Linked DNA regions of Homo sapiens: regions 1, 3, 4, 5 and 6 are each linked to region 2. A link is a loop called in an ENCODE intact Hi-C map of the cell type or tissue named here. Cell type or tissue: B cell. All regions are shown on one strand.

Region 1 (5,000 bases), 140 kb before region 2:
TGCGTGCACGTGTACACACACACACAGAACACAAGGCGTAAGGTGGCCTGAGAGACACAAATCAGACCCCCAAAAGAGGTGCTCTCCATCAGGATGGAAGGGCTGCTTTTGTGAAGAGGTGGGTCAGAAATCTTTCTCCTTCCCGTCCATTCATAGCTTATGCCTTATTCCCTTCTCTCTGGCTCTTGTTCTCATTTTAAAATGGAAGAACACAAGGTCTACAAAGAGGACTCCAGCTCTTGGTCACGTATCCTCTTGCCTGGGATGCAGTGATTTATTCAACATTATCCCTGTGCCAGCTTCGTCCTCACTGCAACCCTAAGAGGTGGTGTCATTATCATCTCCCACGCACACGCATGTAAACGAGGGGCAGAGGGAGAGCCCCCAGCTTGCCCAAGGCCATTTGAACCCAGACCCTAGCAGCCTCTGTTGTCCTGCCTTCCTCATTCCATGGAAGGGCACGTGTAGATACCAGTGGCCACTTTGATTTAAAGGCCTCAGGCCAAGTGGGTTCTCAATTGGAATATTAAAAATTGTTTCATGTAGTTGATTTTTTATTTTTAAATTTGTCTTGAGAGGGAGTCTTACTCTGTTGCCTAGGCTAGAATGCAGTGGCATAATCTCGGCTCCTGGCAACTTCCGCCTCCTGGGTTCAAGCAATTCTCCTGCCTCAGTCTCCCGAGTAGCTGGGATTATAGGCACGCACCACCAAGCTTGGCTAATTTTTGTATTTTCAGTAGAGATGGGGTTTCCCCATGTTGGCCAGGCTGGTCTCGAACTTCTGACCTCAGGCGATGTGCCCGCCTCAGCCTCCCAAAGTGCTGAGATTACAGGTGTGAGCCACCGCGCCCGGCCATTTCATGTAGTTTAATTGTCTGTACACTGTAAAGCCAGGGTAATGATTGGCCTCATGGGTCATGTGCACTTGCCTACCGGGAAAGTAGGCTTTGTTTTCTCCTAGAAGCTTCTTGCAGAATTAGCTCTTGTCTTCTGAGTATATATTTTTTTTCCTGTAACTACTTACCAGGATTTAAAAATGTGTGTATACACAGTGGGTGAGGGAGTGAGGATAGGAGATGCTCTAAAACAATCTAGCATGTGAGTAACTCCTCTAATCCACTTGCTCTGACCAGCCTATTGGAGGGTCAGCATGAGTCTGCCACAATTAAATACATGTAGATTTTTCTAGATAGTCGTAGAGGATAAATTGTTATGAATCAAGCCATATTTTAAATGGTTCCAGTGATGCAGATGACTTTGACATCTGCAGTGAATGATTTGATAATCTAAGGAAATCTAAATCCCTTCCCTCTCTCTCCTTTTCTCTCTTTCACATAAAAACTCTTTTTCATGTCTTGGGTGACCTTAGGGAGATAAGCCTTCTGTATCAGTTCTGCCACTCAATAGTACATGACCTTGAATGAGCACCTGGTGGTGGCTAGCTCCAGTTGCTTCAGCTGTAAAATGGGCACAGCCAGCCTTATCTGGCAGGTTTGTCTTGAGGATTAAACAAGCCCGTGTGCCTGCAGCACTGGGCAGATTTTGGCAGAGGGCGGGCTTTTAGCTTTCACACAGGAACCTTCTGTCGGTTGGTGGGGAGAGCCATGAAAACAGTAAAATACAGAACTGTGGGTGAGTGTGAATCCAGGCAGGTACAGGCAGGGGCTGTGGGACCACTGGGGAGGGAAGCCCACCTTTGTGGAGTCGTTAGGCAGAAATCGGAGGTGGGGACATTCGAAGTGGGTTTTACAGAGTAAGTAGGAGCTGTTTGCTCAGTTATTTATGTATACCTCACTTTATTCCAAATAAAGATTTGAGATCATATACATTCTACATTAAGGTAAAATAAATTTAATAAAGAAATAATATGCAAGGGAAAATAAGAGGAGAAACTAAAATAAAGCCATGGACAGGTTAGGACATAAACCTGCTAGAGGTGATGAACAGGTTTGGCACTGTGCTTCCTAACAATGAAGACAAAAAGGGAACATAATCGATAGGCGGTTCTTAGTCATCATGTCCAGAGGATTAAAAATGCACCCAGTGCCCAGGATGTGCACAGCTTTCCCTGGGGCTAAGACCTAAGATACATTTTCCCCGTGATCCCTCAACAAGGGGAGTTTGTGTGACATAGTCCTTAGCAACATTGCTGTTCTAACCATGTCATTCCAGTATGATTGCTTCTGAGGAGAGTGTACCAGGCAAGGAACACTGTTCTTGGCAGAGGGGACAGCATGAGTCCAGCTTCACGTGGAGGGAATGTCTGCAGGCCTATTGTCAGTGTGGCTCTTGGACCATGTGGCCCAGTGGGGCCTCTGGGTACCTATGGAAGCAGTTTTGGGGTGAGTGGCATGGCACCAGGTGAGGGGCCACAGGAAAAGCAATGCTGGGGTGTGGAAGACTCACTTTGCAGACATGTCAGGGCCAATCCTGTTAGGACATGACAGGAATCAAGGCTTCTGTGGCCCTTGCAGTTGGGGTCATTAGTAGCTGGATCAGAGACTGAGAAGGTGGGGCCTTGGCAGTGCAGGAAGCATGATTGGCTGGGCTGCCTGCTGGTCTTGGGCCCCAGAGGCTGGTCACCTTTATAAAGACATTGCAAGACTTTTTCGCCTGTGAAATTTAAAGCAACAATAACAACACATACTCCGCAGCCTGTCAGGAAGCCATGTGAGAAAGCTGAGCTGCCCCACTGTCAGAGCCTCATATTTTGGGGTTTTTGTCTGTTCTATTTTTGAGGCTGGTAAACTGGTTTCCTGTTTGTTGCAAAATGGGTGGTTGTTGCTGTCTGTGCCTGCCTTGGCTTTGGCCAGGCCTGGAGGGAGGTGGCCTCACCAGCCTAGGCCCATCCTTCTGCCTTGGGCCAGTTCCCTTCTGTACAAATGCCAAAGAGGAACCCAGCATTGCCAGGGGCAGGGAGTGGGGGCACCCTGCCAGCTGCTTCCTAGGGTTTCTGAGCGTGTTTGAAGTCATCATACTCACTTTGGCAATGCCTCTCTCTGGGAGGACTAGCTTCATGTCACTAAAAGTGGACACATTTTATACTCAGAGGTCAAATTAGCAACTCAGTAAGAGCAGGGGGATGGGACTGGGAAGAAAGAACCATCTGTCATTGTAAGGACAGAAGGGAGGAAGAGAGAAAAACCCATGTTAATTGATACTTGCTATGTGACTGTCATTTTCACAACTTGTATCTCATTTAATTGTTACATGTCATTCCCATTTTACAGGTAAGAAGCCTGAGGCTCAGAAACAGTAAGTCGACTAGAATCATTTGCTCAGGATGTTGGCACTTTGGCAATGCCTTGGAGAGCAAGTTCAGCATTCCTCTCCTATTCCCACCCTCCATCACCTTTTTATTGAAGATGAAAGCCAAAAAAAGAAAAAAGCTTGGGGCCAGGTGCAATGGTTCATGCCAGTAATCCCAGCATTTTAGGAGGCTGAGGTAGGAGGACTGCTTGAGCCCAGGAGTTTGAGACTAGCCTGGGCAATATCAGGAGACCCCCATCTCTATGAAAAATAAAAAGTTAGCCAGGTGTGGTGACACATGCCTGTGGCCCCAACTACTCGGGAGGCTGAGTCGGGAGGATCTCTTGAGCCCAGGAAGTTGAGACTGCAGTGAGCTGAGATGGCGCCACTGCACACCAGCCTGAGCAACAGAGCAAGACTCTGTCTCCAAAAACAAAAACAAAAAGCTTGGAAAAACTCCCAAAGCTAGGTAGTAGCTGAGTCTGAAAGTTACTTAACTAGTGGTTTCTAGTCTACTGCTTTTCCAAACTGCCTTAGATGCTTTCTAAACTGGCAGGGACATGATACCAGTCCAGCATTGAGCAGAGTTTGAACTTGTGGCTAGGCAAGCCAGGCCCAGCCGCCATGGCATTTACATTTGGACACCTTGCTTCTCTCCCAGAGCAGCTGGATAGTGGTGTCCCAGTAGGACCTGTGGGCCAAGGGTATGCCTCTCCCCTGCCCCCCACTCCTTGACATACCAGCTTCAGATCCTGCAATTCCCTCATTGTCTTTTGGGGTCAAAGCAACGAAGGCCCTTCTAAAAGCATGGGTCTGTTTCATTGGCTGATTATTTCCTCTCATCAGTGGTTTTTGGTGGATTCAACCTGCTCCTGGACCCCTAGGGGCATTTTTTTTTTATCTTATTTTATTTTTTTCAGATGGAGTCTCACTCTGTGCCCCAGGCCGGAGTGCAGTGGCGAGATCTCGGCTCACTGCAAGCTCCGCCTCCCGGGTTCACACATTCTCCTGCCTCAGCCTCCCGAGTAGCTGGGACTACAGGCGCATGCTGCCATGCCCAGCTGATTCCCTAGGGGCATTATTATAAGGAGAACTGATATCTATTTTCACATGTGTATTTTCTCAATCAACAGATGCTAAAAGTATCAGTAATTTCTTGTAAGAGTCTTAAAATTACCAAGGCTGGAACTACTACCTGGGGGGCATTCTCAGGTCTTAGTAGCTCTTCTCAAATGATTAGTATTCCCAATTAACTCAACCTAGGGCTGGGTGCAGGAGGGAGTAGAGAGATAAGAAAACCCATCAGCCTAGGTGGCATGGCCTTGAGGAACCTTGGAAAGGGAAGAAGGGAGACCAGATTGAAGGGAGGAATTACCTGGGGCAAGGGAGGGGGATGTTGCTCTTATGCTATCCCTTTGCTACTCCCTCAACCTTAATAATATCTTCACTTAATCTCTTCCTGCAGGGACCTCTCTTCCTTCCAGGCTCAGCACAGAGGGTCCTTCAGCAAAAAGCCTTGCATCTTCTTCTTTTCTGGGCCCTAATAAGCCCACGGTTACACTGCCTGTCTTCTGACCTCCCTTCATCGTACCTGCTTTTAAGTCCTTTGTGACTTTATTTAACTCCACTTAGTAATTGTAGCTCCTTGTGGGTAAAAGATAGCATTAATTGTAGTTTGTTCTCTGCACAGTCATGGTTCAGGGCCAGATAATGTAGACGAAAGGGAGGGAGGGAGTTTAGGTAGGCAGGTA
Region 2 (5,000 bases):
GAATGCAGGAATGTGGGAAGGCCCCCAGGGCCAAGTACTGGGACTTTCTCAAGACCTGGCCCAGTTACTTGCAGGGGATGGGGCTGATAGGAAGGAACTGGCACCTGGTACCACCTGCCTTTCAGATACATGGTGGGAAAGGTGTCCTGCACCTCAACTCTGCCTTTCTGCAGACTGGTGGAGGCCTGGTCTGCAGGTGGGGGCTCACAGAGTAGAGTCGAGGTCAGGCTGGTAGCCTCGAAGCAGGGCTGTCTGCCCCCACCTTCTTTCTCTGAGCTCTGAGGCTGGAGTCCTGAAGACCTTCTGGCTTCCAGTGAGAATTGGCACCAGAACTGAGGTGGGGGCTGAGTCTTGAAGTGGGGACAGATGGTTGTGGGAGGAGCTAGGTGAGGGCTCCCCAGCTGACACTCCTGGCCTGGGGAATGACTACCGCTGGAAAGGCCTGCATGGCTTGGAAGGCTCAGGGGCATCCAGTCTGACTGTGTCTGGTACAATGAAAGGGCTTGACAAATTGCATTTTCCTTCATCCTTCCCCTCCACCTCATTAGGGCCAGCTCAGGACTCCGTGTTTTGGGGGGTTGGCATGGGGATATCCCAGGCTCCCTGATGGCTGCAGAGGAGTTTGTCAAGAGAAAGGAGGAGACAAATCCCAAGCCATCCCAGTCTCCTGAGCATTCAAGCCAGTCTAGCTGAGAACCCCGCCTTTCATCCCAGCCCCCAGCCAGGGACCCTAGGACATCAGCCACTGTTCTGGGTTGGGTAAATTCTCCCCCGTCCTCTGGTTAGTTTGTCTTAGGATTTGCCCCTCAGGACCATTCATTCACTTAACAAACATTTGTAAACTTATCAGTCCTGGGAGGGGAGAGGGATCAAGATGGAAAGTTCCCTGAAGCTCCCAGTCTGAGGAAGAGGAGGCCCCCAATAACTGACTTCAATGTGAGGTGATGGGCAAGTCTGTAGAGGCAGGAACTATTGAGTTGCCTGTGGCATCATGGAAGGTGACCAAATCCATTGGGAGGGTCCCTTGAGGCCAGGCCACCTCTCAAAGGGGAGGAGGATGTCATTCAACTTGGGGCAGGAGCAAGGCTGTCATCTGAGCCTGTGTGTGTGAATGATAGAAAGTCACCCCTCAGGGCATATGAATTATAACAAGGCACCCACCTCCTCTGCCTGGAGTTGCTTTCAGACAGAAAACGGGAAGCAGGACAGTGGGGGCAGGGCAGGAGTGGAGTGAGGAGCAGGAATCTGTCCCAGGGGGCACCCCACCCCAGTTGCCCTGCTCAAGAGAAGGACCTGTATCAAGGGCAGGCTTGGATTCAGGGTGTGAAGGACAGCTGGAGGGGGTGGAGAAGACATTTCAAAGGGAAAGCCTGTATGAAGACCTCAAGAAGTGGAAACTGGTGCAAAGTGGTGCGTGTTGGGGGTGGTGGCTGGGCAAATGGCAGGATGGGCTGAGCTCTGGGAGATGCAGCTGGTCCGTGGGGCCTTGCATGCCAGATCAGGAAGTGTGGTCCTTCCCTTTGGGGCTTTGTCAGAAGGAGGATGACCCAATTAGAGCTGGGATTGGGCCCTGGGAGCTGATGGAAGTTGAGAGAGACTGGGGTGGTGGTGATCCACAGAACAGCTGGGCAGCTTGGCAGCTGGTCAGTGGGTTTGCAATCGTGTACGTGAGTGTGCAGACCCATGTCCAGCTGCAATCACACCTGCCTTGACTCTCTGCAAGCCCTGGAGCCATAGCTTCCTCCTCTCTGCCCCTAGGAATGTAGTGCCTCTTAGAAGGTGGGGGTTCCCTCCATTAAAGCTGGGGGTCTGGGAGGAGTCTATTTGCTCTGATCTGGCTTTGGAGGAAGGGTGGCAGCTCTATCAGAGGCTGTTGTATAAAGGCACACAAATGCCCAAGGTCACTAATCCGCCCTTTGGGCCTAGAGAAGTTGAGGGCATGACTTTGGAGCCAGAGGAAACCTGGAGCCTCCAAGGATCCCCCTGGAAACTTGGGTCAGCATAGTGCTTAGTTCCCCTGTGGGGCCTCAAACTTTCATGACCCTGAAAGGGAGTGCTTGGTTAAATTCTGCATCCTAGGCACTTAACTTACCTCACTCTAGTCCTGGCTTAACCCCACTCTACACCCCCGACCCCCAGCTCCATTGTCTCCTCCTGAGGCTGTTCCTGGAGTCAGCCAAACCCAGGGCCAGCCCTGGTTCCACTGTGGCAGAGGGTTGACCTCTGCCAAATAACCTCTGGTGGGCATCAGTGAAATAACAGATCACGGAGAGAGATCTCAGGGTCCTGGCCTTCCCGCAGACCTGTGGAGGCCTGGCTGGGAACTGGCTCAAGTGTGCTTGATCCTGGCCAGAGCAAGGACCAGAGTGACTCAGGCCCAAATCCCGAGATCCAGCAGCTTCTGGTAAAGTCAAGCCATTGGGAAGCCCCGGGGTGTCCCCCGCCCCCACCCCAGGCCTGAGCCCAGGGAGGCCCTGGCAGGCCCGCCCCGCCCAGAGCTCATTAAAGCGGATTCCCGCCTGGGGAGGCGCGGGCTTCCCGGAGCCCGGCTGGCACCCAGGGGGAAGGCGGGGAGCGCACACTTTGGGGACGGCGATGGACTCCCGCTGGGCCCGGGTGCGACCAAGGCGTGGCGCAGAGTGGCAGGGCCCCGGCGGCGGCGACAGGGGCTTCCCTGTCTGCCCTCCCTAGAGGGCCCAGGAGGAAAAGACAGCGCCGGAGCCGGGGCGGGCGCGGAGGGAGGGGCGGCGCCCGGAGTGACACGGCCTGTCACCGAGGAGGCCGGCGCGCAGACCCTCCCCGCGGCCGCCGGCAGCCAGGGATTCCCCGGGCGAGGAGACCCTCCCCTGGCAGCCGCCAGCCGCGCCCGGGCCCATCTGCGACCCCGGCCGCGAAGGCATCCCGGGGTGGCCAGCAGTGAGGCCGAGCGGACGGGAGAGGCGCCCCGGGCCGGCGGCGGGGTCCCCGTGCTCGGCGACAGGAAACTCTGGGGAGTGAATGGAAAGAAGTGGGTGGTCCGGCCCCTGCGACTTCCCCTGACATCACTGCCCAAATAAGGAGCTTCCAAGCGGCCGCGGGGCGGCCCGGAGCCGCGCCCGCCGCCGGCGCCCGCCCGCCAGCCCGCCCCGCGCCCACCCCGCGCCGCGTGGGCCGCCAGCGAGCGCCTGGGGCACCGCCGGGCGGAGCCGAGCCGGGCGGAGCCGAGCGCGCGGGCGCTGCCGAGCCGCGCGGAGGCCGGGCGCGCAGCCCAGCGCAGCCCAGTCCAGCGCGGCGCAGCCCAGCCCAGAGCAGCGGAGCCTCGGCCGCCCGCAGGTAAGCAACGAGCGCCCCGCGCGCCGCGCCCCCGCCGCGGCCTGGCAGCCCAGGGACCGGGCACCGCCGAGCGGGCGGCAGAGGGACCGGAGGGAGCCGCGTCGGTGGGAGAGGGCTGGGCGCGGGCGCGCTTGCAGTAGTGCGTCGGTGCCAACTCCCGGGACCCTTGGAGTGAGGGGCCCCGGCTTCTTCGCAGCCTGCGGTGGCCTGATGCACGCGCTCTCAGCCAGCGTTTTCCAGACACTACTTCTGTCACCACCCTAGGGCGACACAAGCGTTCCCGCGTTCACACACTTCTCTGGCACACTCGCGCCTGGCACGGCCGTTGGCGTGCACAGCCTCCTGTGTCCAGCGCAGACTCTCACCCCGGCGCGGCGCTCACCCCTCGCACCCACGCATACCGTGGGACACGGCACACCCGGCGGGAGCTGCTGAATGGGTTTGGCAGCCCTAGCTTCCCCCAAGGCCATGCAGTTTCAGTCTGTCAGAGCCCACCAGCCTGGGGCTCCTCGGGGCTCATTGGGAGTGAGTTAAACTAGCATTGCTCTGGATCCTCCGAGGAGCCCCTCCTCCCGGCATAATGACAGCTGGCACTGGGGGTACATCCTAGCGGGTTGTACCTGGCATGGTCAGGAGGGTGTGGCGACTGGGAGAGATCTACTCCCACTTCACAGCCTGGATGTTTCCAGAGCGGCTTCTACTCCAGGGGCATTTCTGAGAGCACCCTCCCCAACCCCCCTTAATCAGAGCAGGGTGCTTGGGCTTCAGACAGAAGTGGTGGTGGCTGCAAAACAGGTGCAGATAGCATCAGCCTTGGCATCTTGCAGGGATCTCTGCATAGTGGCCACAGTTGTTTATCTATAAAAATATAATGTATTGATTGATGTTTCATCAAGGACATAGGGGAAACTGATAGAGCCAAATTATGGGTCTATCCCTTAGTGACTCTGGGCAGACTCGTTCGTCTCTTTCAGGCTATGTTTTATCAAAAATGGAATGAGTGTCCCCAGAGGTATGTTTTTAAGAAAGATTGAGATCACGTAAGTAAAAAATGTTTTGTAGATGTAAAGCCTTGTGCACGTGCCAGTAACTGTGGTTTGGATGATTTCTGGGCTGGTAGTTGTCATGGCTCTGCTCTGTGACTTAGAACACCCTTTCTGTTCCATCATCTGCAAAAAAGGGGTCATTAATAAGTGTCCTGTGTGCCTAGTAGCAGATTTTCCCAGTGTGTTCAGTGGATTGTTAGTTCTGAAAGCTGTTCCACCAGTAAAGGTTTCCCTGTTAGAGTAAGAATGGCAAATTGTGCAAGCTCTCTATTACCCTTTTGGCCAATTACAATCCATACTGGCAAATGAAAGGCTCTGAGAAGTCCTGCAATAAAAGACTCTTTAACTTTGTCCAACCCAGCATTTTTTTTCTAGTTGCGGGCCCTTTTCAAGTTAGTAGGCTTGCTCTCCAAGGAAACAGTGCTTCAGGGGCTACCCATAGAGATGATGTAGTGTTGTACAGTTGCAACCAAACTTTGAGAGCTAAATTCTAATTGGTCTGTTTTAATGGAGAGTAAGCAGAAGCCCAGAACAGTTAAGAGGCTCATCTGAGGTCACACAGCTAAACAGTGGCCCAAGATCACCCAGTAGTTAGTGGTAAAGCACGGACCGCAACATGACTCCCCATCCAGTGCTCTCACC
Region 3 (5,000 bases), 230 kb before region 2:
TCCTCCTCTTACTAGCTGGGTCATCTTGGACAATTTACTTAATTTCCCTTCACCTCAGTTTTCTCATCTGTAAAGTGGGGAGGTCAGGTTAACACTACAGCATAGGGTGATTAGGAAGATTAAATGAGTTAATATGTATGAACTGCTTTGAATAGTGCCTGGTACTTAGAAACTGCTACATAAGTTTTGTTAAATATATAAAATAGGCTGGGCATGGTGGCTCATGCCTGTAATCCCTGCACTTGGTGTGGTGGCGAGTGTCTGTAATCCTAGCTACTCAGGAGGTTGAGGCAGGAGAATCACTTGAACCCAGTAGGTGGAGGTTGCAGTGAGCTGAGATCATGCCACTGCACTCTGGCCTGTGCAACAGAGTGAGACTTCGTCTCAGAAAGACAATTTATATATATATATATAAAAAATAAATATTATATATGCATATTCATATATAATATATAATATATAATTTTTTCATATTCATATATAATATATATTATATGTTATATAATGTATTATATATAAATATGCATATTTAATATATAAATATATAATATATAAAAATATGTATATATGAATATAAATATATATGTATATCTATATACACACACACAAACACATACACACACACATATATATAAACCTGAGGCTCTGACAGGTGAAGTAAGTTATACAAAGGCCCCTGGGCTAGTCAGCAGTGATGTTAGAATTTGAGCCCAGCACTCTTAGGCTCTAGAGCAGGGTTTCTCAGCCTTGGCACCATTGACATTTTGGGCCAGATGATTCCTTGTTGTGAGAGCTGTCCTGGGCATTGTAGGAGGTATAGTAGCAAACCTGGCCTCTACCAGGGCCCACTAGGTAGCGATAGCAACCCCCTGACCCCCAGATGTGACAACCAAAAATGTCTTCAGACATTGATGAGTGTTCCCTAGGGGGGCTAAACTGCCCCCAGTTGAAAACCACTGGGCAGAGAGAGGGATTAATATCCTGGAGAGTTTTGCAGCAGCCTGACTTCTCAGTTCCAGGGTTCAGAGCCCAGTTCCCACTTATCACCTTATTTCCTTACAGACCAATGGTCAGAGAAGGCCAGGATCATGGTGGCTGGTATGTGTACACACAGCAGCCGACAAGCTTCTGTATGTGGGTTTGAGCCAGAGGCTTCTCAGCTGTGGGTTTTTTGCTTTTCTGTTTTTTTTTTTTTTTTTTTTGAGACGAGATCTTGCTTTGTCACCCACGCTAGAGTGCAGTTGCACGAACATGGCTCGCTACAGCCTCAACCTTGCGGGCACTAGCTGTCCTCCTGCCTCAGCCTCCCGAGTAGCTGGGACTACAGATGTGTGCCACCACCCCTAGCTAATTTTTGCATTTTTTTTTTTAGAGATAGGGTTTCACCATGTTGCCCTGGCTGGTCTTGAACTCCTGAGCTCAAGCAATCTGCTCGCCTCAACCTCCCAAAGTTCTGGGATTACAGGCATGAGCCACCGTACCCAGCCTTTGCTGTTTTTTGAGCTGTTTTCTTTTCTTCTTTTTGGCTGGGCACGTTCAGACTATAAGGTGGGCCAGGCTATGTGGCTGGTTTGAGTTTCTCTCTGCAGCTGTCAGCAGCAGAGTCCAGGCAGCCACACTGACCCATGCTGCCTTTCTTGGAGGCACAGCTGGTTGATTTAACTGGAGTCACAGTGTGAAGGGTCCCAGAGCAGAGGGGTCAGCTGACAAGAGGAGAGCCAACGTTCAACATTTATCGTTGCCATGTCATGATACTGCCTCACTCAGCACTTATTCTGATTTGCAACATCTGGGTCTTTTTTTCTTCTCTTCCTGCCTTCTCTGTGCTCTCTTTGGGTTTCAGAACTTGAACCTGTGGCAGCAGTGGTAGGCTGTGGTTCAGAGCGTCTGGGCATATGTGAGATGTGAGCAGAGCCACTGTGTTCTTGGCACCCAGCTGCTAGTTCCGCTCTCAAAGCCCCATTTGTAAGAAATATATTGACCAGCCGCTCAGTGTCTCTGACCAAGTTCTTAGAAAAGTCTCAGAGCTAGCAATATGTTTTACTCCTAGTGGGTGGGTGGAGATGGGATGGGGAAAGGAATTTTTTGTTGTTGTTGTTTATTTGTTTTAAGATAAAGCTCTGGTGTTTGGACTCATTTAAAGAGAGCTATGCAGTGTCTTGTTTGAATGTTTGTTTTTATGGGTTAATGGCTTTGCATCAGTAGTCACAGCTTCGGTGTCCAAATATTTTAGTTCTGGTTCAGAACCTACTTTTCTCTTGTTTTGATGCAAGCTATTTTCCTAGGGTACTCTATTTCTTTTCAATAGAAAGGTGATATTCACCCTTGCACTAAATGAGTGTTGATATCTGATAGGGAAACAGGCAGCTCTTGTGCTGGCAGAACCGATGTGCCTTTCTCCTTAAAATCTCCAGGACGCTTTCTCTCGTGAGTTTTACTCCTTGCCTTTTCCCATTGGAAGGCCATCTCTTTTCACAAGCAATGAAATCAGGACATGGGAAGAAGTGACTGTAGGAGAAAGAAGACAGCTGTCAGTAAACGTAATTAACCCCGATCTCCTCTGGAGGGCTGCCTCTTGAGCGAGCTGTGCTTTAAACCAGCCCGAATGGATGTTCAGAACAGAAAGAGAAAGTGAGTTACCAAGGACTTCTGGGGAGTGCCGTGAGCAGGGGTTCCTTTCTTACCTGGAGGGAGCCCCACACATTCAAATCATTTGCTGAGATCTAGCTAGGTGCTGTGCTGGGGACACACCGATGACAGCCTGTGGAAATGCTGGGCCTGGTGGACCCAGGAAGCGTTGACTCCCAGAGCAGGAGGGGCAGCCCGTCTTTGCAGCATGGACCTTGCTGTGGTAACCCACACCATCAGCCCTTCTGCCCCGTGACACCACCACTTCATTGTCAGGAAGCACAGTTAAGGGGAAATGAGTTTTGTATTTTAGCAAAGTTTAATTGAAACTCAAAATTCCCCCCAGTTGGATGCAAACTGTCTTATGTGAGTAGAAATACATGTGCAACCCAAAATTGGGAAATAAGTTTGGGGCTTTTGGGGTTGGGCCTGCCTGCTGTTTCCCTGTTTTTTTTCTGTGTTCCTGCACATTGATTAGAATTCTTGTCCCTGTTAGTCCAGGGTGAAAGGGGAAGGCTGGCAAGTTTGGACACATAAATCTTACACCAGACGAGTTTCCTGGAAAAAGATCAGATCAGGCCTAAAGCAGGGCAGTCCTTCTGGCAAAGTGACTCTGTGTGGTCAGGTGGCAGTGGCCATCTGGGGAGCCCGGAGCCTCTGGGTGAGGAATGTGTTGGCCACCTCTCCAGCTGGCCTGCTCGTTTCAGGGCTCCCGTGTGGTGGAAGCAGGACCGTAGAGAGGCAGCCTCCCAGGCAGGCTAGTCATTCAAACCTCTCCCTTATGCATTATCTAATAATTATGTAGTAAGGAATGGGAGAGCTGCCTGAGTGGAGCGTTGACAATGTGCAGGTTATATAAGGAAGCTTGCCCAGAGACCTGGGTTAACAGGCCTCACATTTCTCATCCCCCTGACCCCAGGGTTATAGACAATTGCCCTTCAGGCAGCTGCCTGGCCAGCCCACGCCTTGCCCAGACTTGGAGTAAGATTCTGGAATCAGACAAATGTGGGCTTGAATCCCAGCTCCACCACTTACCAAGTTGGTTTTCCGGGGGAAGCTGCTTAACTTCTCTGAGCCTCAGGCTCCTCATTTGTAAAATGGTCCAAGGATTAAATGACAAACTATATAAAAAGGGCCATGGATCATTCATCTCCCAAACCTCAGCATCACACAATAATCCCAGGTAACAAACCTGCACATGAATCTACAATAAAAGCTGGAAAACATAAATAAGGGCTGTCACAGTGCCTGTACTGTGGCTCTTCAGAACTCAACCCAGTTGTCACTTGGCCCAGGAATCAGGCCCTTCCTGGATTCCAGGTCCCTCATTTGTGCCCCGAGCATCTTTTCTACCCTAGCTCTTGTTCACTTTTCTGTTTCTCCCTTTAGGCTGTAAGTACCTTGGAGGCAGGTGCTATGTTTGGTTGTCTCTGTGCTCAGAGCCTGCACCAAAGCAGCCAGCACTTAAGGAGTGCTGACTGAGCATTCCAGGCTTGGTTCTAAGTAATTTACATGTGAAAATTTATTTAAACCACACAGCAACCCATGAGGTAGGGACTATCATCATCCCCATTTTACAGACAAGGAAACTGAGGCACAGGGTAATTGAATCACATGCCCAGTGGCACAAAGCTAGTCATTGGCCGAGCCAGGATTTGAACCAGGTACATCTGTTTCAGAATCTGTTCTCTTAACCACTGTGCTGTCACTTGAGTTGTTCATTGGATGGTGAGCAGATGGGGCAATGTTATTATGGTTAAACTATTATTGTTAATTCCGGGCAAGCCACTTGCCTTTCTAGGCCTGCTTCTTTGTTCATTAAGTGGGGAGCAGGGTTCTTGTGAGGATTAGATGGGAGTGATGAGTATAAAGGAGACTGCAAACCCTATCCAGAGCCATCACCTTGGGAGTGTCACCGTGGTAATCAGAGTCCGTTATTCCTACAGGAGCTCCATCCACAACTGCTCTGCAGGGGACAATGGGTGCCCTCATTCCCCACAGGGCTCCCTACCCTCTCCATCGATACACACTAACATATGGGAAATGAAGGCCCACCCTGCCGGGCTTTCATACTCTAGAATGCGTGAATTTTTGCTCTTGGCAGCCCATTAAAAGGGCTAGAGTCCCCCATGCTGTCCTTTGATGGTGGAATACAGGAGAGTTTAACCTCAGGCCCTGCAGGAGAGTTGAGGCAAGGTGTCCCTCCAGTCCCAAGGAGAAGGGGGTGCTGCCCTTCAGACTCTGCGTAGGTCTGGAATGGCAGTGGCTTTTGGGTAATGAGGTGGCAGTGTCGGGGACATTGAGAAGGTGGATGATGTTATTGTCAGTGACTCCACAACTCCTGCCTTTTGATATTCCAGCCACGTAAAGCT
Region 4 (5,000 bases), 88 kb after region 2:
GGACAGTCTAGATCTCAGGCCGGGGTGCAGTGGAAATGGTAGGCTCTGGAAACCCAAGGGTATTGCAGAAAACTAGCTGCCTTCTGCCAAAGCAGCAGTCCAGATTCTTGCTCGGTTTCCACTCCCCTCCTCCAAATCTGAAGAGATTATTTGGTGGTCACTGAGTCACAGAAGTTGCCCTGGAATTGATCTTCAAGATGGTCTAAATCCCCTCAGACTCTGAGGCCCAGAGAGGTGAAGTCATCCACCAAACGGCAGCCCAGTGTGCCATGGCCTATCTGGTGCTGGAACTCAGACTCCCTGATTCCCAGCCAGTCACCTTTCTACCTAGCCCCATGCTGTCCTTGTGGGGGCAGGTGTGGTGGCTGGCAAAGGGGACTGCCGTTCTTAGATTGCCCCAGCATCAGGAAATGTGGTTGCTTCATTCACTGGATGGAAACAGCATGGTTTTTCATGACCTTAATGACAGTGGCATGAAGTAGGAGGAAATTCTCACTCCCAGCCCCTAAGCACAGCATTTCTGCTCCCTAGGCAAAAGTGCACCCACCCCTGACAACACTGCAGTGTTTACAGGACGTGTTCTTGGGATAGTGGAAGATGTCCAGGAAGCACAAAGCCAATGCCAGCTCTCCCCTTAAGCTAGCTCTCATCACTGAGGTGTGGCTCTGTAAAGAGCGTGGGTCCTGCAGGACTAACAGCCCAGAGCCTGCACAGCCTCTCTGTGCCTGTCTCTATGGTGGAATTGGGGACGTCCTGCTGGTCAGGGTCCTCAGCCCAGCTCCTGGCCTTTGGTACTAGCTCAGGAGGGCCAAGATCCTGGAAGCAAGAGACCTGTGCTCTGCTCCCAGCTCTGCCCTTAACTCGCTGGGTGACCTTAGCTTTCTGATCTATAAACAAGAACTGGACCAGTTCATCTCCAAAGGCAGAGTGGAGCCTTGTTCATGTGTTCAACATTATTTAAGCCTCTTCTCTGAGACAGGCCCTGTATGGGGTTCTGGGGTGCCCAAGGAGACCAAGATGAGGACCTGTCCCCAGGAGTTCCCAGACTAGTGTAAAAGACAGAGAACAAACACAGGTCTTATGGGAGGTTAACATGAAAGAGACAGGGTTCCAGCTGTAACACCAACTAATGGCATGGCCTTGGATAAGGGAATTCTCTCTGGGGATCAGTTTCCTTAATTCTGTAAAGTGGAGCTAATAGCACCTCTTCATGGGGGAGTGTGAAGATTGCATATGTGTACTTGTGCAGTACTGTGTAAGGCATGATTATTAGCATTGCATTCGTGACTGAGGATGCACTTTTAACCAGCAATGATTTTGTCATTCCTGCGGTGGGCCAGGTTCACCTCCCTTCACTGGTTTCCCCGGAAGGCCAGAAAGATCTAGCTAGAGTGGAGAAGGAAGAAGAGAGGAGAGGGGAGCCGGAGGAGGATGCTCCTGCCTCCCAGAGAGGGGAGCCGGCGAGGATCAAAATCTTCGAAGGAGGGTAAGACTCATGTTTGGTTTCCATCGTCTGCTTCCGTGGAATAAGAGCTGGTGCCCATTGGTGTTCACGGGCAGCAGTGGCTCAGTTGGCAAGGGCTCTGCCCACAGGTGCCCTGTGGTCCCAGCGATGCCTTTCAGCAGACATCACCTTCCTGGGACTCTCAGGCCCCTCTGTTTAAGAATGCCGTGGGGCTTCTTGGTGGGGATGGGTGATGCTGGGTATTTGTTGAGGATCTGGAGAGGTCTGGGTCTTTCTCCAGCCCCTCATTTTCTCAGATCCTGGCCAGGTTTCTAGTTCCTGCATTGGAGTTGCCATCCCAGTATCCCAGCAAATGTCCAGACTTCTGTCTCTCTTGACATGTATTCTCCAAAAGTCATCTCTGTACTGCCCAATGGCCATCTTGGCATGTCTGGTTTCCCATGGGGCACTTGGGCTCAGCCGACTAGGCTGTTTGCAGGGCTGACTGCACACTGTATGCACCAGGTGTTTCCACTGGTCCCTATCCTGACTGGCTGGGGCCCAGGGCTCAATGGTTGGTGAATATTTTGAATCTCATTCATAGTTATTCACCTTTGATGCTTGACTTTGGGAAACGAATGGTCTAAACGTTTCAGAGCTCACAGCTTCAGGGACTGTCTGGGCTCTGGAAGGGTGCCGTGTTTCAGACGTGCTTTGTGGAAGTTTTGTGCCAGCTGTGTTTTGTGTGGCCACATGTTTGCTTCCTGGGATTTGGGTGTCTGTGAGCAGGTCCCATGGCGTTCTGTCTCAGGGTCCTGTGTCTGTGTCCCTGGTGTGATCAGGGTGGCCTGGTCCTGCACAGCCCTGAAGGACAACAACGTAGAGGAAAATGCGCTTCCTGTGCAGGACAGTCCCCATGAGCTGGGGCCAACATGGCTGTCACTGGGGGCCTCTGATCCTCTAGCACCTGCAAGCGCCTAACTCACAGGGTCAGCGTGGGAGGCACGGGAGTCCTCCATAAGGTTGGGGGACAACAGAGACTGCCACCCTCCCCAGGGCCACCAGTTGGCATCTTCTGGTGGCACTGACCAGCAGGGGCTCTCAGGAGAGAGGGTGCTTGGAAATGTGGGCAGCAGGGTAGTCAATGATGGGAAGGGGGCCAGGGGTAGCAAATGCCCCTGAAACCTACTGCCTAAAATACCAATAGCAGCTGCGTTGAAAAAACACTGAACCAAAGGTCTTTGAAAATGCCAACCCTCTTTCCGTGTGGGGAGGGACGCGGGTCCTCCTGCTGTTTGGTTAGAGCGCCCTCGTGTGTCTCTGTGTTCTCATGCCACTGGATCCCTTAGAGGCCACACAGAGGCAGGATTGATGAAGCGCCTGCTCACAGCGACTGGCCCTCTTCCTTCTTGCTTCAGAGGTTCTCTGTGGTCTCTGAGGGCTGCTGAGTGTTTCCTGGTGTCCCAGGAGCTTGCCCCAGCAGCAGTCTGTGTGTGCCCGGGGAGGTTCGCATCTTCCCTGAGAGGCAGGTGCTCTGAGACCTCAGGAAGCCTGAGCCTCCAGAAAGGCAGCTGGCAGGAGCCACTCCGTGCCCAGCTCCCTGCTGGATGTCTCTACCTACACGGTCTGCAATGGCTGAAGGAGGGGGAACATCACCCACAAGTCCTCTTCTCTTCCTCCAGCTGGTATGGGTCCTACTCCCTCTCCACCTCCTTCCAGGTCTTCACTTAGTCCCACCTGCTCTGCTTCAGAATCCTCTCGGTTGAGTTCTGTCATCTCTGCCCCACTTACCTCTGTTCTGCCTGAGACTAGCCCCCCAGCTCTCCCGCCCTCAGTTTCTTTATCTGTAAAAGGGGGAGAATAACATTTGTAAAAGGGGGAAAATAACATGTGGGATTTTCAGAGGACCTTGTGAGACCCCATATGAAGGCTATAATTCATAGCTGCTCAAAAAATGGACATTGGTGCATTTTACTACTAGTATATCCATTTTGTCAATCTCTGTCTGGGACAGTCCCATCTGTTCTGTCAGATATGGAAGGTATCCTCTCCCTTTCAACTTGTCACATGCAATTTGAGCACGTATGGAACTGATTATAGTGTCAGATCCTTTCCTCCCCCAGCCTGGCTATCTCAAGCTGGGACCATGCCTCCCACTCTCACTTCTGGTGATTCTTCTACATTCATGGTTCTCTTGGGGCTGGCATCACCCCGCAGAGTGTTTGGAAATGGTGAAGGAGGGGGAGGGCATTTTGGTTGCCACATAACTGGCATTTCAGGGACGAGGCCAGAGATGCTGACCTTCCATTCCACCAGCCTTACAACCTCTTGTTCCCCCAAATTGCCAAGAGTGCCCACACCCAGAATCACTGGGCACACTCCTCTGCAATCCCACAGTTTTGCCTTAGACTCAGTTCTTCCTTTTTTTTCTTTCTTTTTTAATACAACAAACATATGTATTTCACTCCTGTACACATTTGAGAAGGATCTGCTATGGAGCTCTGTTCCTTAGATCCAGGCCAGTAGAGGCTGAGAGAGGAAGAAGAAAACAATGGTTCCACCCAGAAGCTTCTGCTCACATTTAAATGGCCAAAGCAAGTCACATGGCCTCACCTAGCTCCATGGGAGTAGAGAAGTGCATTCCTACCGTGTGCTTGGGAGAACCTGAAATATTTGGTAGATATAGTGCTCATGACTATTCAAATTGGTTTAACATACATCTGTAACTTGTTATGTTTACTCAACAGTGTTTTTGACGTGCATCCATGTTGATACATGTAGACCTAGTTCATCATGAATCAGTAAGCCAGACACAAAAGAGTAGATGCTATATGAGTCTTTTAATCTCTAATTAAACTTGCCTTAATTTCTTTCTTGACCTCCATTTCAGTGACTGATCAATTTATTAATTCATCAGGGAGGAGGATCTACTTAATCAGTGCCTTTTGGGTGCTCTGTGTCAGAAAATGCAGTGTCCCATGGGGGTTAACTGTCATCCTGCCCTCAAGGTGCTTGGGGACTACACCAAGGTGGCAACACAAGACCCACTGCTAAGGTGGGGATGGCCAGAGCTGAGAAGCTCACAGCAAAGGAAGGATGCCTGGGGGATGGAATAGCTAGAGAGGGCTTCCCGGAGTGGGTGGGGCCGGGCCCAGAGGGTGGGCGAGACCCAGACAAGTGGAGAGGAAGGGTACGCTGCCCAGCAGTCTACCTGCTACAGGTGTGATGGCAGCTCCCATACCTGATCAGTGAGACTCACTTCCTCTTGCCTTGAGCATTCTCCCTTGGTAGTGTCACCCATCTCCTTAGCCCCAGGCCTCATCTCTGTGCCGACATTGCTACATCTGGGTCTCCAGCCAGGACCTCACCCCTGAACTGCAGACACTGGTTTTGATGCCTCCTGAGCATTTTTGCCTGGGAAATTCACACCTCACACTTAGCATGTGCAAACCAAGCCTTCCACTTCCCACCAACAGCATCTCCTTCCACATCCAGATCTCAGATGACACACCCAGCCCTTCACACTCAGAACCTTAACATTGTCTTGGACGCCTTC
Region 5 (5,000 bases), 64 kb before region 2:
CCTTCTGTAAAATGAGTAGGGAGTTGGAAAGGAGGAGTTTAGAATTCCTCTAAGAATATTCCAGCTTTAAAGTCAACGGGGACCCATTCAGAATAAAAAGGTCAGTGACGGATATCAGGCCCTTTGCCAACAGCAAGTTTGGGAACCCTGGGAAACCCGTGGTCCCTGGACATAGAGTTGAGGGAGTGAGGCAGTGACGATGAGCTTTGCCAATCTGAGAACCAGTGCCTTCTCAGTTTCTTGCCAGTTTTGCAGATGAGCAGTTGATTTACAGAGTTGGAGTGAGTTGCCTCAAGTCACAGAGCCAGGGTGAGAGATAGCATGGGCCCAGGTCTGCCCTGTTCTTCACAACATAATGTTGGAAGTAGAGGGAAAGGCAGGGAAAGGGGCTGCCGGTTACTGATCACCCCTGTGCACTGGGCTCTCTGCTTCCCCCAGGATCTCGTTTTATTCCCACAGCCACCTTGGGAGGTGGACTCCCTGAATGGAACCCCTGAGGGTGGCGGAGACAGTAGTCTGATTTCTGGTTGTTCCTGGATGGCTGTGTGTTGGGGGAAGCACGTGGCCAAGGCAGCCTGGGTAACCCCTAGTCCATGTGGGAGATGGTGACTGAGAGCGAGATTGCAGCCACGTGGAGATTGTGGGCAGCAGTGTGGCTGGGACAGCAGCTGCTCTCCCTATGCAAATGAGGCCCTCAGCACCCACCATCCAGCACTGAGCAAACACCCAGCAGAGAAACCCCCTCCTAAACCTCTCTGGGACCCTAGCCTGTGCCTTCTGACACCTTCACCGCAGCAGCTGCCTGTACTCTAAGCCCAGTCCCAGGCCACAGCAGTTCACAAGAACCATGCCCACCCCTTGGGGGAATTCCCGTGTCTGTCTGGAGACAAACTGCAGCCTAGGCAAGTCTGGCTGTAGAAGCTGACCCTAGAAGCCAGCCCTGCATTAAGAGCTGACTGTAGCATCCCCAGTGGCATGCCCGTATCACTTCCAGGGCCAGTCTGAGAACTGTCAGTGGGGCTGTAGATTGAGAACAAGTCTGGCCTCATCCACCCTCTGCAGATCCCAAGCATATCGCCTTTGGCCCCTCCCCTGCACATTTGCTCATGCTGTCCCCTTGGGATTACATTTCACCCCCCCTTACTCCCCCTGCTCTGTCGCCTTGGCAGAACCAGCCCCGCATCCCCTGCCCAGCACTGAGTGCCCCAGGCCTGGGTGCCGTCTATCATTACAGCCTGCTCATGTCCTTGGACTCCAGCTCCCCTCTAGGCTGGGCACTCCCTGGGCTGGGGCTGAGGAATTTGTGCCTGGCTTTGGATTGAGTGTGGTCTCATTTATTCCTTGCAACCTAGAAGACAGATATGCTTATTGTTCTAGCTTTATGGGTGAAGAAAGATACTCAGAGAGGTCAAGTCACTTGCTCAAGGTTGCACAGCTACCAAGTAGGAGAGCTGGGATAAGGAACTGGAGTTGCATGCAGAGTCTGTAATTGGGAATAGACTGGCCCTTATTCAGCCCTTTGTTCCCAGGCCTGACAAAGCCTAGGGTGATTAAGGACCAGCAAGCGTTGATGCATTCTTGTTCAACAATAAGATGGTGGATACTCTCCCTGTCTGTTCCCCAGGTATCCTGAAGGTGCACCCTGCCGCTGTGTGCACAGCCCACCTACCCCAACATGCACCCGTCAGGCCCTGGATGAGGGCATTTGCTCAGGAGATCCTTCCAGCAGTGTGGTGGGCTCAGGATGGTTATACCCATTTTATAGATAGGAAACTGGGTACTAGAGAGGTCTAATAAATGTCCCAGAATGACCCAGCAGGAAGTAGCTGACTACGACTCCAGCCCAGGGCTTGGGGCTCTGTGTCTGGTGCTCCTTCCTAGGCTGGCGGGATGAGGCCATGCTTGCCAAAGTCACCCGGGCTGCCTCTGGCCCAAAGTGACGGAGCAGTTGGTCAGCTAGTCCTCCACCCCGAGGCCTCTGAGAAGAGAGGAAACACCGGTCTGCGGGGGATTCCTCCGGCGGCGCCGCGCCCCTCAGCCACTTCCTCTGGACACTCTCGTTTTCTTTGTCACTTGTTTTAGTTTCTGCTTTTCTTCCCTCGTTCCTTTTTCTCAAGGCCACTTTCATTTCCGTCTGGCAGTGTCCCCCCAGCCCACCCCTACTCCTCTCTGCTCAGCTCCCACTGCCTGCTGCCACTTTGGGATCCCCAGAGGCCTTGCCTGCCTGGGCCACATTTCCCAGCTGGTAGGGGTCAGGCACAGGAAGGGGCTGCCTCCCGGCTTCATCCCTCGTGGTGGGGAAGCTGAGGTGGCTGTCAGATCGCCCTAGGATCCCAAGCAGCCCCAGGTTCCCTGCTTAGCCTCTCTGGGCCCCAGGCTCTTTCTCATCTATGAGATGGGAGGAAGTCCACCCTCAGAGAGTGTGAGGAGAGAAGGAGATGACACACGTGAAGCTCCAGTAACTAGCACATAGAAAAACCCAGTGAACACCAGCTCTGCATCTCCGGACCTGCCTGTGAGTTCAGTCTTCTGTGCCTGCAGTCTTCTCCCCCAACACTGGGCGCCCACACCTGGCCAAAGGCAGACCTCGCCATCTGTGCCTCCCGCGCTGAGACACCAAAGCCTGTAGAAAGGTGGTTCTGAGAAAGGAAGAGAGGATTATCACTTACGCCCTCTGGAGTCCATATGTACAGCCCTCTACCACAGCAAGAGCCCCTGCCCCCATGCCCAGCACAGAGGCATCATTTTCCCTGCAGACTGCCAGCCACCAGGCACTCAACACTCAGGGTAGGGCAGCCCTCCATTGTTCGACAGCTCTGCCTTTTTTAAGAAAGTTCTTCTCTCTAGTCAGCTGAGACCTGCCAGCCTCCACACCTGTCCTCTATCTTTGACCTTCCCCAAAAGAACTGATCTCCTCTCTCCTATTGTTCTAGATGTCTCAGTATTGCACTTGGGCCTCTCCAGACTTGCCCCAAATCCTTCTGCTCCAGTGTCCCAGTATCCCAGAGCAGTTAAGATTTTGGACTCCAGAGCACAACTCCCCCAGTTCAAATCGTGGTGAGGCCACTTGCTATCTATGTGACACTGGGAGTTTCCTAACCCCTCCACGCTCAAAAGGAGGTAACTGTGGGACTTAACATGAGCGGGTGTGTAAACGTCACCCACTGCCATGGCTGTTTATGATCAAACATCTACAAAATCTGTAACAGCTTCTCAAAGGGCCTCACTTCCAGCCCCCTTCATGCCTGCTTGCCTGCTGGTTCTATTTGGTAGTTTCCCTGTTACAACTTAGAGATGGTGCCTTGACTCTTGGAGGCAGCCAGACATTGAGGAAGGAGCCCTGGTTTTGGAAGTAGACCTGTGTTCAAATCTCAGGTCCATCCCGGGTTTGATTTACCCGGGAGACACCATGGGCCCATGTGGCTTCTCGAGGGCTCATGAAAATGCTTGAGACATGAAAAGAAAAAGGTTTGGTTTCAAAATATGAAAACTGCTCATCAAAATTAATATTTAGTTAATATACTCAAGCATAATGAATTGTATGATTTAGTTTTTATAGAAACAGCCCTCCTTTTGGGGGTTAGCATGCCTCACCTTGCCAAGGTTCCTGATTGCAGACAATGACTGCTGAGAAATCAGAGCATATCATTCATACTACAGGTTACTCACTGAAAATCACTTCAAAAACAAAATTATCTTTTAAATGTATAGTTGTTTTCCAGCAAAATATTACATTCAGCAAGGGATAAATTTTATAGAATGTCGGGGAGGCTTCCAAAAGTAATGCAGCTTGGGTCTTAAAATGACCCTGGGACTGGTCAACTCATCTCTCTGAGCCACTATGTCCTCATCTGCAAAATGGGGACAATACACCTGTTTTCCAGTATTGTTGAGCCTATCCTGGAGATCTGATAGTGCCTGCCTGTCTTTTGGGGGTCACTGGAGGAAGGGACAGAGGACTGTTGGCCCTTGCCTCTTATGGAGTTTCCATACGGATGCTGGACACTGAACCTGTTTGCTTTATCAGTCCTATGTGTCTGGGCCTTTCATCCCAGCTTCTGCCCATTCATCTTGGAGCGAGCAGTTACCATCAGCACAGACAATAGTTTGGGCTTTGGGAGGTGGGAAGTCCTGGGAATTCTTAGTTATTCCATTGCTGTTGCATTAGGTAGGTCCGCACATGCCCTTGAAGATTGAACATCCCTCCTGGGCTCTAACATAATTCAGGAAAAAGAGATGTCTGTTCTCTTGCCTCTTGACAGCTATTCCTTGTAAGGAACCATCATTCCCTTGTCCCTGTGACTGGGAGAGGCTTGTGGCAGGAGTGAGGAGACATCGGCTGATAAGTGGCAACCAGTTAGGGGCCCAGCTGCATGTCTGCATGTCCCGAAGCGTTCTTGATTCAGGGATGCCATTCACAGCATGAGAGGTGCCTCTTATGTGCCCATCCTGCTTAGGGTCAGCTGTTTCATTCAAAGATGGTAAAAAGTGTTGAGTCTTGGGTTTCAATTCTGCCTTTCTCATTCACTTGCTGTATGACTCTGGGCAGGTCACTTGACCACTCTGAACCTCAGTTTCCTCCTCTGCCAAGTAGGAAAACAAACAGCTGGTCTTTCTTCCCTGAGTTGGTGTGGGATTGTGGGTGAGAAAGGCTAAGTAGACCATTGTGAAACTTCAGGTGGGAGATGCCAGTGCTATTCTTTGTCTTGGTGTGAGAGCACAACCGGAGTCATTCACAGGCTTCTGCTGAGCCCCAGCCGGACTCTCACCTCAGCCTTGTCCAGGCCTAGGGGCCACCCTTGCAAAGGAACAGAACCGTCTCACCTGGGCTGGAGTTCATGGCCTCAGGCGAGATTTGGCAGGTGCCCTTAGTGCAGACCAGATGTTTGGCCTGTGTGTGATGGCTGGGGAGGGGCTCACACCTCCCAGTTTTTTCCATGGTATCAGCATCTTAATGCATCACGTCTCACTGACGTGGAGCTGCCCCTGTCCATTACCCG
Region 6 (5,000 bases), 89 kb before region 2:
ACTCACCTCCAGCATTGCCTTTGCTGCCTTCTCCTCTTACCCCCACCACCCGCTGACCCACAACGGATATTGCACTTGCTTACTGGTTCCCTGGTTGTCTCCCCTCCCAGAGGACAGAGATTTTGTTCATTCATTCACCGGCTGCTGTATGCCTAATGTCTAATACACTGCCTGGCACATGATGCCTGCTCAATAAATACCTGAATGAATGAAAATGAACGGCCACCTAGTAAACAGCCCCTCATTAGAAACGCTTCCATTGTTTTCTATTTTTATTTATTTATTTATTTATTTATTTATTTATTTATTTTTGAGACGGCGTTTCTCTCCTGTGTCCCAGGCTGGAGTGCGATGACGTGATCTCGGCTCACTGCAACCTCCGCCTCCCGAGTTCAAGTGATTCTCCTGCCTCAGCCTTCCAAGTAGTTGGGATTACAGGCACATGCCACCACACCCGGATAATTTTTGTATTTTTAGTAGAGACGGGATTTCACCATGTTGGCCAGGCTGGTCTTGAACTCCTGACCTCAAGTGATCCTCCTACCTCGGCCTCCCAAAGTCCAAAGTGCTGGGATTACAGGCGTGAGCCACCGTGCCCGGCCCATTGCTTCCAATTTTTAAAACAAACAATGCTAACATGAATATCCTTGGAGTGAATTACTCATACACAGTCATGATTATTTCCTTAGGATTAATTTCTAAGATTGAATTGCTAGGTCAAGGGGATGCACATTAAAAAAACACTTTTGACAGGTATTTCTCCAGAAAGGCAGTATCAATTTCCATACTTACCAGAAATGTGTGACTGTGTCTTTTTCCCTACACTCCCACCAATGCTGGGTCTTGTCATTTTTAGAAAGTCTTTGCCAAGTTACCTGCCACTGTTCTCACGTGAGTTTTTACAGAAGGAGTTTTGTGTAACTTGATAGAATACAACCGCTTTACAGCAACTCAGAGACAGTCTTTCTGTGGTTGTAAACACGCTCAATAAAACCCAAAGGCAGTGCCCAGCGATGTAGCCAGTGGAGCAGCAGCCAGGCTAGTAGCCAGACTCAGATGTGGATCTTTCCCTGAGCCTAACACTTTGTAAAGTGAGCACTGAGATTGTCCAGCGGAGAGAAGGGACGCCAGATTATTTAGAACACTTTCCTGAATTGTTACTTTTCCTAGCCAAGCTTTGAATAGAACCCAGAGAGGTCAGAGTTCAAGGTTTTGCTGTCTTCTAAGGCCTGCCCTAAGCCAAGGGTTCTCAAACTGAGAGTGCCTCAGAATCACCTGGAGGGCCTGGGCTTGTTCAAACACAGACTGCTGGTTCTGTCGGTCTGGGACAGGCCCAGGGATTTGCATTTTTAACAAGTTCCCAGATGACGCTGATGCTCCGGGTTCAGGAACCATACTTTGAGAACTGCTGGCCTGGAGTGTTGGATGTATTTTGTCTGCCTCCCACTGGGTCTTTCCCTCAGCCCCCTAGGCTGGGTTAGGCACCAGCCCCTGTGCCCCATGGGAGCTCCATCGCCGTGCTGACCACATCACAGTCAGAGCCGCAGTCTTCCCTGGTCTTTTTCCCCTCTTTGGAGGTGGACCCTGGTCTAGGCCCCTGGTTCATCTCAGTCCACCCAGAGCCTGCTGAGCTGCTTGGCACAGAGGCATTCAGTGAGGGCTCCCCAGAAGGGTGAGGAGCTATTGCGGAGCCTCCGTGGGTGACTGCCACAGACTCCATGTGTGCTGACCAGGGAGGTGCAGCACAGAGGTCACCCTGTGGTTTTGAAAGTCAGTCATCCGGATTCATTCTCACTTCCTCTGATCGTTGGATTCTGATGTCATCAAGAAGATTTTCGGAAATCAAACAGAAAGGCAGTCCAGTGGACTTGTTGTGCAGTGAGGAACCAGAGAAGGAGAGGGACTAACTCAAAGTCACACCCCTGAGTGATGACATAGGTAAGACTTGAACCCATCACCTCCCCAGCAGTCTTCTATAAAGAAGGTGGAGTGAGAAGACAAATGTGATATGGACAGGGTCATGTTGGAGAACAGGCCTGGATCCTCCACCCACCACAGGCTTTGGACCCTCCACCCATCACAGGCTTTGGACAACTCCCTCTCTTGGGGCCCCCACTTGCTCATCGGCAGCCTGAGTATGATACCATCTGTGTGATGCTTTTGTGTGGATTCACTTTGGTCACTTGTGCAGATGGGCCTAGTGCTGTGCCTATGGGAAGCATTAGACACTCTCCTGCCTCGCCATGACTTCTGTTGGGCTTTTCATGGTCCCTTGCCCACCACTGAGTGCTGTTGTCCCAAAGGGCAGTAGCATCTCTGGTCACACTTTGGCTGGGTGAGTCTTAAGCTCCAAGAGAAGGACAGGGGAAAGGTTGAAGAACGCACACCTGAAGGTGCAGGTGGGGCCTCATGTGATGTCAACCCTGCTCATTTCGTGAACTTCCCTTCCCTCCTCACCACATCCTCCTGGGGTTTTTGGTGTCAGAGCTCAAGGGGAAGGTGCAGGCAGAAGTTAAATATAGAAAGGCACCTACTCATGGTGAAATGCGTGGGCTGAGCCCTGGGTGAGGGGGCGTAAGCATCTGCTAAATTTAGCAGGCTGACTTCCTCTCCTCTTCCCTTGCATGCCATTATGCAAAAAAAAAAAAAAAAAAAATGTGTGTCAGTTTCCCTCGGGATGAATTCAAAGGGTGAAGAGGAGAAGTTGGAAATAAAGCCTGCCAGTTAATCACGACCTCTGGCCCCTGGATGGTCCCATCTGTTGTCACTTTTTATCCTCAGAGCAGTTCTATGGGCTGGGCAGGGAGGGTGTTGCTGATCTTGCTTTACAAGTGAGGATGCTGAGCCCCAGAGAAACCAGGGACTTGGCCGGTCATTGCATGGTAGAGCCTAGACATGAACTTCGGGTTTAACACGGATGCCCATGTCCGTTCTTACGAACCTAGTCCAAGGGTGCACTGGGGGCCGGGTGCGGTGCGGTGTCTCACACCTGTAATCCCAGCACTTTGGGAGGCCGAGATGGATGGATCACTTGAAGTCAGAAGTTCCAGACCAGCCTGACCAACATGGTGAAACCCCATCACTACTAAAAATACAAAATTAGCCAGGCGTGGTGGTGCATACCTGTAATCCTACACACCTGTAATCCCAGCTACTTGGGAGGCTGAGGCAGGAGAATCACTTGAATCCAGGAGGCAGAGGTTGCAGTGAGCTGAGATCGCACCATTGCACTCCAGCCTGGGCGACAGAGCGAGACGCGTGTCAAAAAAAAAAAAAAGTGCACTGGGCTTGGTAGCTCAGTAGGTGATAAAGAGTGCCCAATCTACAGAGATTTTCAAGGGTCTTGAGTGGTTTGGTAACTGCAGGTGGGAAGCCTACAAGCTAATGAATATGAGTGGCAATGAACCAAGGCCCGGCTACTCAGTCCAGCAGCAATGGCCTCGCCTTGGAACCTGGAAATGCCAAGGCCCAGCCCCAGCCCAGACCTGCAGAATCTGATTCTGCCTTGTAACAAGGTTCCCAGATGATGCACACACTGGAGCTTAGGAAGCCTTGGATTAATGCTTTGAGTGGGCTCACTTAGAGAATCAACTAATGGAATTTTGGACTCCAGTCATTCATTCCTTCACTCCCTCGTTTATTCAGCTGCCATTTGTTGATGAATTCCATGTTTGTGGACTCATGTTAGAAGTTGTGACAGAAGATAGCTGCTAACACTTACAAGTGCTTGCTGTGGATCTGGCGAGGTGTTGTAGGTTTATTAATTTGTTTAATCATTACAGAGACCCTGTGGGGTAGGTGTGTGCAGTTTGTAGAAGAGGAAGCAGGCTAGAGAGTTTTAGGCAACGTGCTTAAGGTCATGGCGCTTAATGAGTGGCAGAGCCAAGATTCCACCCAGGTTCTGACTCTTAACCAGGAGGCTCCACCGCCTCTAAGGATTACAGAACCAGAGCAGCTTGGTGCTGCTCAGGGCTCAGACCTCACAAGCCAGAAAGGTTCCAAGTGATCAACTGGGCCAGGGTTTTGTTTCAATTTTGGCTTTAGGCTACAGAGCCATTTGCTCATGTAACATTTCATGCAGATTCTGTGAGAGCTAGAGCTGCTGTTGTTGGACAGAGGTGACCCCCACATACATTTCACCCCCAAGGCCACACCACTCTCCCCTGTGCCCCCGGAGCTCCGTAGAGCACATGCTGAAGCCACTCACAAGTCCAACTTATTTGTTTTGCAGATGGGAAGAACAGGGGCTAGAAAGCGAGATGTCTTATCCAAGATCACATAGCTAATGAAGACCAAATTAGTTAGGGCTATGTGAGCCCCAGGTGAGCTCTGTTCCGTGGGGTGAGGGGATGGGAGGATTTCGCGCCAGAGAGCACACGGCTGATCTATGTAATGACATTTCACAGGGAAAACCCTTTGTCATAGCATTTCTAAATTTTCTTAGGAATGAAGGAGCCTCAGTGAAACTATGTTGACAGCTTGACAGCTACAGGCCCTCTCTCTAGAATTATTCTCATTCTCTCTGTCTCCTTCTCTCTGTCTCTCCATCACACACACACACACACACACACACACAATTTTTTCTAAGGTTTCAGAGAGTCCAGAGAGCCTTTGAATCCTGGAAGAAACCCTCAGGTCAGGAATCATATGCATTTTTTGCCTTTGCTGAAACCCACCCAGGGGAAGTGAGAGGGGCTCATGGGTAAATGGTCATGGATGCCAGAGGGTGACCCATCCCTACCAGGAGTGCCAAGTGTGAAGTCACAAATTTCAAACAAACCTCTTTTTACACCCATCATACCTTTTTATGCCTTTATACCTTCTAGTGGGTGACATTCACTGTCTGCAGCCTATTGGAGGGTTAGAAGGAATCCCTGTCATGACTGAAAATAGAGACCCCTTGTTCTGTCTCTAACAGGGTGGACAAGAGAGAGACAAGTGTATATTGACTGGGGGCAGATCATCTTTGTGTGGGCAGCAAGCAGCCCTCATTTGTGGCA

The links. Peaks named below come from ENCODE experiments on the same cell type or tissue, not always from the same donor. Only the 100,000 strongest peaks of a DNase experiment are listed, where the experiment ranks them.
Region 1: it touches region 2 in a loop (3-fold over the local background); 7 of 110 quality-filtered maps call a loop at or near these places.
Region 3: a loop joins it to region 2, with 2.1 times the contacts of the local background. A loop is called at or near these places in 6 of 110 quality-filtered maps.
Region 4: it touches region 2 in a loop (3-fold over the local background); 15 of 110 quality-filtered maps call a loop at or near these places.
Region 5: it touches region 2 in a loop (6-fold over the local background); 13 of 110 quality-filtered maps call a loop at or near these places.
Region 6: a loop joins it to region 2, with 13 times the contacts of the local background. A loop is called at or near these places in 8 of 110 quality-filtered maps.

The regions. Positions count from the first base shown.
Region 1 is chr1:41,800,910-41,805,909 of GRCh38, reverse strand. All of the region lies in intron 1 of HIVEP3 (HIVEP zinc finger 3), which reads left to right. Among named protein-coding and RNA genes, the nearest start is that of HIVEP3, 120 kb to the left of the region's middle. RefSeq lists an enhancer at 1,365-1,424. In B cell, no CTCF peak of the experiment used is centred here; DNase peaks (open chromatin) are centred at 1,559 and 2,799; H3K4me3 peaks cover 1,375 bases; H3K27ac peaks cover 2,051 bases.
Region 2 is chr1:41,660,446-41,665,445 of GRCh38, reverse strand. The region is part of intron 2 of HIVEP3 (HIVEP zinc finger 3); the gene reads left to right. Among named protein-coding and RNA genes, the nearest start is that of EDN2, 180 kb to the right of the region's middle. RefSeq lists a silencer at 2,464-3,343. In B cell, no CTCF peak of the experiment used is centred here; DNase peaks (open chromatin) are centred at 1,835, 2,725, 3,015 and 3,575; H3K4me3 peaks cover 1,977 bases; H3K27ac peaks cover 2,358 bases.
Region 3 is chr1:41,889,325-41,894,324 of GRCh38, reverse strand. All of the region lies in intron 1 of HIVEP3 (HIVEP zinc finger 3), which reads left to right. Among named protein-coding and RNA genes, the nearest start is that of HIVEP3, 27 kb to the left of the region's middle. RefSeq lists an enhancer at 2,569-2,868. In B cell, a CTCF peak has its summit at 2,585; a DNase peak (open chromatin) is centred at 2,634; H3K4me3 peaks cover 1,179 bases; H3K27ac peaks cover 1,337 bases.
Region 4 is chr1:41,572,030-41,577,029 of GRCh38, reverse strand. It overlaps HIVEP3 (HIVEP zinc finger 3), which reads left to right. Exons shown (of 9, transcript NM_024503.5): 5 at 1,341-1,486. Among named protein-coding and RNA genes, the nearest start is that of EDN2, 90 kb to the right of the region's middle. In B cell, CTCF peaks have their summits at 2,541 and 2,741; a DNase peak (open chromatin) is centred at 2,749.
Region 5 is chr1:41,724,624-41,729,623 of GRCh38, reverse strand. The region is part of intron 1 of HIVEP3 (HIVEP zinc finger 3); the gene reads left to right. Among named protein-coding and RNA genes, the nearest start is that of HIVEP3, 190 kb to the left of the region's middle. RefSeq lists an enhancer at 1,198-1,267. In B cell, CTCF peaks have their summits at 2,471 and 2,675 (motif pointing left); DNase peaks (open chromatin) are centred at 763, 2,073, 2,513 and 3,143; H3K4me3 peaks cover 2,012 bases; H3K27ac peaks cover 3,350 bases.
Region 6 is chr1:41,748,981-41,753,980 of GRCh38, reverse strand. All of the region lies in intron 1 of HIVEP3 (HIVEP zinc finger 3), which reads left to right. Among named protein-coding and RNA genes, the nearest start is that of HIVEP3, 170 kb to the left of the region's middle. RefSeq lists enhancers at 1,421-1,610, 1,971-2,130, 3,401-3,530. In B cell, no CTCF peak of the experiment used is centred here; DNase peaks (open chromatin) are centred at 1,360, 1,810, 2,490, 3,689 and 1 weaker place; H3K4me3 peaks cover 403 bases; H3K27ac peaks cover 804 bases.